2 separate regions of the Homo sapiens genome follow, and region 1 is linked to region 2. Evidence: chromatin contacts called from ENCODE Hi-C or POLR2A ChIA-PET data. All regions are on one chromosome and are shown on one strand. The core of a region is the stretch at or near the end of the contact, and the rest is flanking DNA. Distances in the headings are between cores, read along the strand shown.

Region 1 (4,718 bases), core at 84-2,583, 1.0 Mb before region 2:
AGAACTTGTTCTTCTGAATTAGATTCTATATTCAATGCATTGAAAGTTTGTGATCAAAAGTCAGAGTGAAGTAGGGATTTGCAAATAATAAAAACTGAGGTGCAAGAGCTTTTTTTAAAATAACGCTTTTTTTTTTAAAGAGACAGGGTCTCACTCTGTTGCCCAGGCTAGAGTGCAGTGGCACGATCACAGCTTACTGCAGCCTCCAATTCCTGGCCACAAGTGATCCTCCAGTCTCAGCCTCCTCAGCATGTACCATCATGCCTGGCTAATTTTTATTTTATTTTATTTTTGAGATAGGGTCTTGCTCTGTGTCTCAGGCTGGAGTGCAGTGGTGTGATCTTGGCTCACTGCAGCCTTGACCTTCCCGGCTCGAGTGATCCTCCCACCTCAGCCTCCCAAGTAGCTGGGACTAGAGGCATGCACCACTATGCCAAGCTGATTTTTGTATTATTATTTTTTTTAGAGGTGGGGGTCTCACTATGTTGCCCAGGCTGGTCTTGAGCTCCTGGGCTCAAACAGTCCACCTGCCTCAGCCTCCCAAAGTGCTGGGACTACAGGCATGAGCCACTGTGCCCCACCTCACGTTTTATTTTTAGTTTTTTGTAGAGACGGGGTTTTGTTGCTCAGTCTGGTCTGGAACTCCTGGCCAGCCTCAAGCAATCCTCCCACCTCAGCCTCCCAAAGCACTGGGAATACAGGCATAAACCACTGCTTATGGTCAAAAATAACACTTTCATGTATAATTTTCTCATTAGAAATTTGTCAAATCACACCTAGAACTGAGAACACCACCGAGCCTCTTCAGGGACTTAGAAATCAGGGAAACCCCTGATGTGTGTGAATATACATTGGCCTGCGTCCTGGCCGGGGAAGGCAAGTTTAAGTTTTCAGAGGATTTGTAGGTTGGATGTCATGATTGCCTTCCTCAGGGCTGTCATTTCTTAATGTCTTTTATATTCTTCTTCTCATCTCCCTTCTGCACTGAGTCAGGGCCTCTCTCATGGAGCAACAGTCTTCCCACAGAGAGTAAAGTCATCACAGTGGAGGCTTGCTCAACCTTTACAAATTCTAAAACCACAGGCCAACATTAACTTCCTCCATTTCTCACCGGAAATCAACATGGCCACCACCATCGTGCCTCATCCTGCTCCTCTTGGACTGTAAATCATGGCTTGTTCATTGTAAGCCGTCAATTGCATGTTGTTTCAGTTGTCTGCCAACTCAATTCTATCAGTGTGTTTTGACTGATAGAATTTTGTAAACTCCCTTTTACATTTATTTGTATTTGACGAGATGGTTTGATTTTGTTGAGCTGTCTTCCTCTTTGTTATCCCTCCTATCACAGTTCTTGGAGCTCACTACCCCTTTTCAGATTGTCATGGGCAGGCAAATTGCTGGTCCCCTCGCCTTGCAAGGTCCTTTGCATAACCACACAGTTTTCACTTGAAAAGACAATAGAGTTGCCAGATAAAATACAGGCCCCTGCAAGATCTGGAACACACTCTGCACGATGCCATGCAGTATTTGGGATATACTTATGCCAAAACTTGTTCATTATTTATGTGAAATTCAAGTTTAATTTGAATTAAATATTGGCACCCGTATTTTTATTTGTTAAATTTTTATTTGTTAAATATTTGTTAAACTTTTATTTGATATACTTATGCCAAAACTTGTTCATTATTTATGTGAAATTCAAGTTTAATTTGAATTAAATATTGGCACCTGTATTTTTATTTGTTAAATCTTGCCACCCTCAAGTACAAACGCCTCTGTACCTCAGAGGCATAAGAATGTGCAAATGGGATTCATGCAACTCACAACCTAGACCTCCCTCTCTTTTCTATCTTCAAAAACCAATGTTCTTTTACTGTTAAGAACCTTGGGAGAGAGGGAAATCACAAGGTAGTCTTAAGCAGATTACTACACTCTTGTAGTGATAACATTTAATTAAAAAATTGATTTATTTTTCTTCTGACTTAAAAGCAAAATGAAACAAAACAAAACAAAACCCCAAACCACAAACTCAGGCCTCCTCTCTGGGCTTCCCTGCACACAGGCTGATGTTAACTGCACTGAGCACCCTGGGAACATCAGTCCAACTGCAGGCACTGGAATCGCTGTAGACCATGACGGACAATGGCTCCCATACACACAGTATTCCAGTCTTGGGAGTGAAAATGGCCCCGTGCAGCCTCACGGCCCATGGGTTTAGGCTGAACTTTGAGACCATTTCTTTTTATTCACACCTGGGATGGCCTAGCCCAACTGAAACCAAGCAACCTGGACGCCCTATCAGTGGCTGTGAAATCATAGGCCAAATTCCTCTGTGGCAAAGACTTCCTGTAAAAAATACCGTTAAGGCCTAGCCAGGTCCGAAATGAATAAATGAATAATCATTGATTATTGATCAATGCTTTTTAATCAGTGCCCTCTGTGAAAAGGAACTATCCCTCCCCACAAAACTCTTTTATGAATAGAACCAGAATGGTTGAAGGGTGGTTTCATTCTTTTTTTTAAGAGATGGGGTCTTGCTGTGTTGCCCAGGCTAGTCTTAAACTCCTGGCCTCACGTGATCCTCCTGCCTCAGCCTCGGCCACTGAGCCTGGCTCATTCACTTTTTACCTACTTTTGGAACCTCAAATGGTAACTAACTTACCAAGTGATTGGCATAGCTACCAAGGTGAAATGTTAAATTTAATGCAGTGTCACATCGTTCTTCCAGATTCGTGGTGAGTAGGATTATCCAACAATCCCTCTCATGTATTTCTTTCTTTTTTTTTTTTTTTTTTGAGATGGAGTCTCGCTCTGTTGCCCAGGCTGGAGTGCAGTGGCACGATCTCGGCTCACTGCAAGCTCCGCCTCCTGGGTTCACACCATTCTCCTGCCTCAGCCTCCCGAGTAGCTGGGACTACAGGCACCCGCCACCACGCCCGGCTAATTTTTTGTATTTTTCATAGAGACGGGATTTCACCGTGTTAGCCAGGATGGTCTCGATCTCCTGACCTCGTGATCCACCCACCTCGGCCTCCCAAAGTACTGAGATTACAGGCGTGAGCCACCGTGCCTGGCCCCTCTCAAGTATTTCTAACCAAAATGATCAACCTTCTGTACCCTGAACTTACAGATTCTGTTCTAAAGTCAGTGTGAGAATTATTCCATCTAGGTTAGTACATTTGTCTCTAGAAAAACGACCCATGGGGAGACAGTGTTCCCCATGCCATTCCTTGCCTTTTGGGCCCACCACAAATCCTGATATTTAAGGCCCTTAAGTTAAATAATTCTGCCATGAAGCATGAAATGTAAGTACAGCTTAAATAATCATAAAAGAGAGACTATATGTCCAAGCAGGCAGCATGCACCTTGATGGGTGATGAGTACGTTAAGATAAATCATGCCCAGATTGCAAGGTGTGGGAGGCGTAGTGCACCATCCAGATTGCCCGGCAAATCTGAGGGACTCTGGGAGTGCTGCTGGCTGACAGCCTTCAGCTGTCTGTCCTCTCCAGAAATTGCTCTTGGCTGCAGAGATCCTCTTGCTTAAGGTCATGTCCTCTTGTGAGGGCAGTCGGTATCCGATGACTGTTCATTGCAGAGGTATAAGGGCTCGGACCCCGTGCCCCAACTCATGACAACTCTGAAGGCCCATGGGGTCAGCTGAGGTCACCCTTTCTCCTGGGGTGTTAATCCCAAGAGCACTCTAGCAGGCGTCCTGCATGCTAACTTCCATCTCAGAGCCTGTTTCCCCAGGAAGCAACCTGTAACTGGTGATATCAAGGATATTTCAACATGGCCTGCTGCAGTGGCTCACACCTGCAATTCCAACACTTTGGGAGGCTGAGGCAGGAGGAGGGCTTGAGCCCAGGAGTTTGAGACCAGCCTGGGCAACATAGGGAGACCCTGCCTCTGCAGATAATTTTAAAAACTTAATTTCAAAAGTAATATTCCAAGAAAGCAGATGCTAAGATGGGATTCTGCAGCTGAGTCACCTGTGTTTCTGGTTGGCAATGAGGACTTCATAACCGCTGGTAGATGAGGCACAGCCTAGCCCTAGGAAAAGGCAGCAGTGCAATTGTTAAAACTTCTGCCAGTAGTGAATTTGGATGGCAAATGAGTGGAGGGGAATACAGTAGCCATCGAAATGTATTAGACATTTGAGAAACGTGGGGGGAATGAAGGACAGTGGAATTGGATGACTGTTGCAGGGGAACTGCCGCTTCGAAAAATGAAAGGCTGGCAGTGAATGCACAACTCACCAGCTAGGTATGAAAACCAGAGACCTTCTTGGCAACGTATAAGGGAATCCCCATCTCCAGTCACCAGAGAGCAGAAAAAGCTGAGGATCAGGCCCAGTTTTTAATCATAAGAGTAGCAGAATTCTAGAAAGTGTTAAACTCTCATCCTGGGTAGGTCTGCTTTGCCCAGGTCGGGGCTCTGATGAGCAGAAAGTGGAACCTGGAGATATGAGATTGAAACACTTGTGTCCATGTGCTTGAAAATCCTGATTCCCCAGAACCCTTTGAGCCTAGGGAATGGCTCCCTCCTCCATACTAAGGGCTAGCACCCACCCCATTTATTTGAACACAGTGCAGCGGCCATGTCCCTGCAAGACAGCAGGCACCCTCTTCAGGGTCTGTCCTTACCTGCCCTCTTGACCATTAGGCCAATAACTATATTCTGTAACCCACCTGGGGAGATGCGGGACCTGTGAAGGGA
Region 2 (4,708 bases), core at 901-3,400:
AGTGATGAAAAATCAGGACAGGAATGAAATATACTTTGAATGGCTTGCTTCTTTAACTTCTAGGTCATAAACTAGACCAAAAGTTGAAAGTCTTACAGGCTACCATCAAAGTCCAGGGCTACAAGCAGGAGACAATAAAAAGGAGATTCTTCTCTTTTCTGCCAGGGAAAACTTCTATCCTCTGCAAACAAAGATGGTTTGGTTCAATGTCGACAAGCTCTTCCTAACTTATGCAGAAAGGCGGTATAATTTAAGGTTCTACGGGGTGTATTTAGAGAATTAGATAGTCCTGGGTTTGAATCCTTGCTTTGCCATTATCTAGCTCTGTGACATTAGGCCAATTACTTAGGTTACTTAACAGCTGTGTACCTTAATTTACTCCTCTGAAAACAGAGATAATAACACCTGCCTTGTGTGGGTACTGCAAATCTGAAGTAATATAACGTAAATAGTTTGACACAGTGCCTCGCACATTATAACCATGTAGTCATCAATAAATGTTAGTTATTACTATATGAGATGGTTAATACTGAGTGTCAACTTAACTGGATTGAAGGATGCAAAGGATTGATCCTGGGTGTGTCTGTGAGGATGTTGCTAAAAGAGATTAACATTTGAGTCAGTGGGCTGGGGAAGGCAGACCCACCCTTAATCTGGGTGGGCACCATCTAATCAGCTGCCAGCGAATATAAAGCAGGCAGAAAAACATGAAAAGGTTAGACTGGCTTAGCCTCCCAGCCTACATCTTTCTCCTGTGCTAGATGCTTCCTGTTCTTGTACCTCAGACAGCGGGTTCTTCAGCTTTGGGACTCAGACTGGCTTCCTTGCTCCTCAGCTTGCAGATGGCCTGTTGTGGGACCTTGTGATTGTGTCAGTTAATAAGTTAATACTACTTAATAAACCCCCTTCATATATATATATTATATCATATTAGTTCTGTCCTTTGAGAGAACCTAATACACCATATAAATGTTTCAATTATCTTTTTTTTTTTTTTTTGAGATGGAGTCTTGCTCTGTCGCCCAGGCCAGAGTGCAGTGGCGCAGTCTCAGCTCACTGCAAGCTCTGCCTCCTGGGTTCACACCATTCTCCTGCCTCAGCCTCCCAAGTAGCTGGGACTACAGGTGCCCACCACCACGCCCGGCTAATTTTTTGTATTTTTAGTAGAGTTGGGTTTCACCATGTTAGCCAGGATGGTCTCTATTTCCTGACCTCGTGATCCACCCACCTTGGTCTCCCAAAGTGTTGGGATTACAGGCGTGAGCCACTGCGCCTGGCCACCTCAATTATCTTTCTTAAAAGGCATTATGAAACACTGAAAATCTATATTGAAATCAGCAAACTTCAATATAGCAAGGGAAGATTTAGCACCAACATTTTAATTGACTCATTACAAAAACCCCTTCCCCCCAAAAGAAGATATTTCTTGATTTTTTATATTTAAGATATCCTAAACATTTTTATTCATGTTACAACTTGTAACACAGCACCATGCATGTATTATTGAAATGTCTGGTTTTTTGTTTGTCTTGTTTTTATTGAGGCAAGGTCTCACTCTGTTGCCCAGGCTGGAGTGCAGTGGCGTGATCAGGGCTTACTGCAGCCTTGACCTCCTGGGATCCTCTGACCTCAGTCTCCAAAGTAGTTGGGACCACAGGTGTACATCAGCATGCTCGGCTAATTTTTTTTTTATTTTTAGAGAGATGGGGTCTCACTATGTTGCCCAGGCTTGTCTGGAACTCTTGGGCTCAAGTGATCCATCCGTTCGTGTGATCATCCTTCCAAACTGCTGAAATTACATGCGTAAGACACTGTATCTGGCCTTGAAATATTTCAATTCACTTACACAGGTAAAACGTGGGGGTAACAATTCAACAACAACAAATAACAGAAGATTAACATTAAAATAGATATCAAGGTCATCTGGCATATCTGCAGTAATCATTTCAATACCTGCATTATATTTAGCTCACATGAATGTTTAAAAAACAACAAAACCTCTCTAAAACCTTATCCTTTCTATGATTCTGACTGTAGTTTTGTTTAGCACATTTTCTTTGCTCATGCTGCAAGGCATGTGTGCTCTGACCATCATTTCCTTCCCCTTTTGCATTACTCATTTCTCTTGCCCTCTGATTCACTTGTCTGCCTAATTTCCTTTCTCACTTCACTTCCCCTTCTTCCACTTCTTTGGCATTACATAAATACTGAGGACTATGAATAATTGAATCACTGCTTGCTAAGTGACCACGTGTTTGGAAGAAAAGCAAATGAATATTTTTAAAATAAGCTACTTCTAAGTATTTTCTATATGGTGATATCTTCCTCAAATTGACATTAAAATCATAAGCAACTAAGATGGAGTTTTTACCACTAATAATTATACAAATCTTCAGGAAAAAGTTATACAGTGAGGAGAAAAGAACTGATCACAAACTTAAATGCAATTGCAGAAAATTAAACTGAAATACTAATTAGCCCACTTCATTTATCAGAGTTAATACACTCCTATACTTCTCAATAGCAAACCCTAACATATACAACTCCAGGATTATAAACCAACTATCAATTCAAGTTAAAAAAAAAAAAAACTTCAAAAACGAAAATTAGAGGATATCCCAATGAAACATCAAGACTTTCATGTTTTCTTAACAGCTGATTTACTAATGACGACAAAGTCAAAACCACCAAAGTAAACTGCAAAGTGAAGCTGGAATAGGCAAGTATGAAAACTTCCACATGGAAAGTTGAATTTGTCCCAAAAAGCAGAACAAGCTGTGACTATATCTTATAGCAAAACAGTTACAAAAAGTTTAAGACAAAAGTACTCTGATAAGTCATAAGATTTAAGCACTATTTAAATGTCACCACAATAATTCTCTGTCACAGAATTATAGAGATAATCTGACCCAACGTTCTTCAAACTCTGGGCCACTGACATTAGAATCACTTAGGCAACTTGATGAAAGTTTAGATTCCTAGAAGCCAACCAGACCAAGTGAATCAGACTCACAGGGGATGGAGTCCAGGAATTTGCACTGAAAACTCCTGGTATAGGTTAATCTTCTCAAATTACCAATAAAGAAATAAAGGACATACGTGATTAAGCTATGTAAAACCTTCTAAAATTACTTGCTAAACACCAGCCTTCTTAGGGAAATGGGAAGACTAACATTTTGATTCTTGGATCCTAAGGCCAACATTTTTTCTGCTACATCATGCAGCTAATTAGACTTATTAGATTTCAGACCTCAAGGAAAATTTAGAGAAATCCAACAGAAATCTAAGTTAAAGTTCTGAACGGTTTCTAGACTTAGCAAAGTCCTTCCTGTATAACACACTTCCTGCTTTCAGACCGGCTCTTTCCATATGGTAAGGCAGAAACGGTATGCTCAGAGAGGAAACTGTAGCAAAATATCACAAGATCGTTTCATCTGAGGATTCATTCCACCACAGTGAAGTTTGATATTTGAGGTCTCAAACAAATACCAACATAGTACTTTGGCCACACTTCAGGGAGAAAATCTAAGCAGCGAAGAAGGCGAGGAGAGAGGGCAGAAGGGAATATTCACACTAAAATAAAATTTATGATTTAAAATAATGCTCACGGATGCATCCAGAAGTGTTTGTTCCCTCAGTGTCTCCTCTTGTCTTTGAGATTTTAGCTGTTGCTGGAGCCCTTCGTTTTCAAGCACAACTACTTGTATTTTATTTTTCATTCCAGAGAGTTCCTCCTATAATAAACAAAACCAAACACATTAAGCATTATTAAGCAGTGTTTTTATTTGTTGATTATTAGAGGGCACAGCATGATATAAAGTACGGAAGACTTATGTTCTCCTTTTCCTGAAATATAATTATATGTTTAGACAAACAAGGCAGCCTAACATTAGCTAGATAACAAAGAGAAGGCTGGGGTATATAGTAATGGGCCTGCTGGTGGCATATCACAGAAGTGTGTCGTTTCTGACAATTTCCTTTTCTCCAAGGAATCGAGGCTCAAAGAAAAGCCTTAATTAAAAGGGTTATCCAAGAGATTTTAAAGAATGGAGTAGATTCTGAAAAATAAGATATATTATTACTCATGATCAAATACCATCAACTTGTTAAAAACTGATGGAAGATTAAATAGAGGGAGGCTCTGAGATAGAAAGGCATAGACGGGAGTGATGATTATCTATGAAATGGTAGCCAAATAAGAGAGAATTGTAGTAAAACATTTCATGGAGAATTGTGAAAGAGTATTTCCTTGGCCTCACAGGGTGTAATATAAAGAATTACAAATCAATAACAATTAAAATTACAGGATGTAACATAAGAAATTACAGGTCAACAATCATTAGAATAGCTATTGAGTGGCACCTCAGTCTCTGGAAAAACGTTTCAATAATATCAACATATCAATCATATAATACTTAACCTAATATTCACTACTAGTGCAATCAAAAGCTATTGTACAACATGTGAAAATTCCTCTCAATTATTATTTTTTAAAAACCCAAAGCTATAATAAAAAGCTGTAATTTAAAAAATATTGTGGACTTTGAATTTTCAGTCTGGAATGTAATGAGCTTGGAACACCTCACTCCCATCTTCCCAACAGGAAAAATGTTGAACAAACTGAAAATCAACAACTCTTCTTAGATCCATCAGAGAAATGAAGTCATAGGGAAAACTGCTGCCCCAAAACTGAAGAGATGGGTGGACG

What was found. A loop is a pair of places that touch in the nucleus more often than their neighbours do. ChIA-PET counts read pairs that join two places held with the same protein, here RNA polymerase II (POLR2A). Pooled maps may share reads with other maps.
Region 1: a loop to region 2 is called in a pooled map, with 2.7 times the contacts of the local background. The contact joins two enhancer-like sites. A Hi-C loop is called at or near these places in 1 of 50 pooled maps. POLR2A ChIA-PET finds 5 or more read pairs at or near these places in 2 of 52 experiments (IMR-90 and T-cell).

The regions. Positions count from the first base shown.
Region 1 is chr1:244,316,151-244,320,868 of GRCh38, reverse strand. All of the region lies in intron 1 of LOC105373262 (a long non-coding RNA gene), which reads left to right. Among named protein-coding and RNA genes, the nearest start is that of SPMIP3, 34 kb to the left of the region's middle. RefSeq lists an enhancer at 928-1,337. Within about 2 kb of position 1,333, at least 9 of the 41 ENCODE cell types and tissues checked have a DNase peak (open chromatin) inside an H3K27ac peak, as active enhancers do; they include IMR-90, where a contact is called at or near this core.
Region 2 is chr1:243,285,298-243,290,005 of GRCh38, reverse strand. It overlaps SDCCAG8 (SHH signaling and ciliogenesis regulator SDCCAG8), which reads right to left. Exons shown (of 18, transcript NM_006642.5): 5 at 3,609-3,734. Among named protein-coding and RNA genes, the nearest start is that of SDCCAG8, 32 kb to the right of the region's middle. RefSeq lists an enhancer at 4,449-4,708. Within about 2 kb of position 2,150, at least 7 of the 41 ENCODE cell types and tissues checked have a DNase peak (open chromatin) inside an H3K27ac peak, as active enhancers do; they include IMR-90, where a contact is called at or near this core.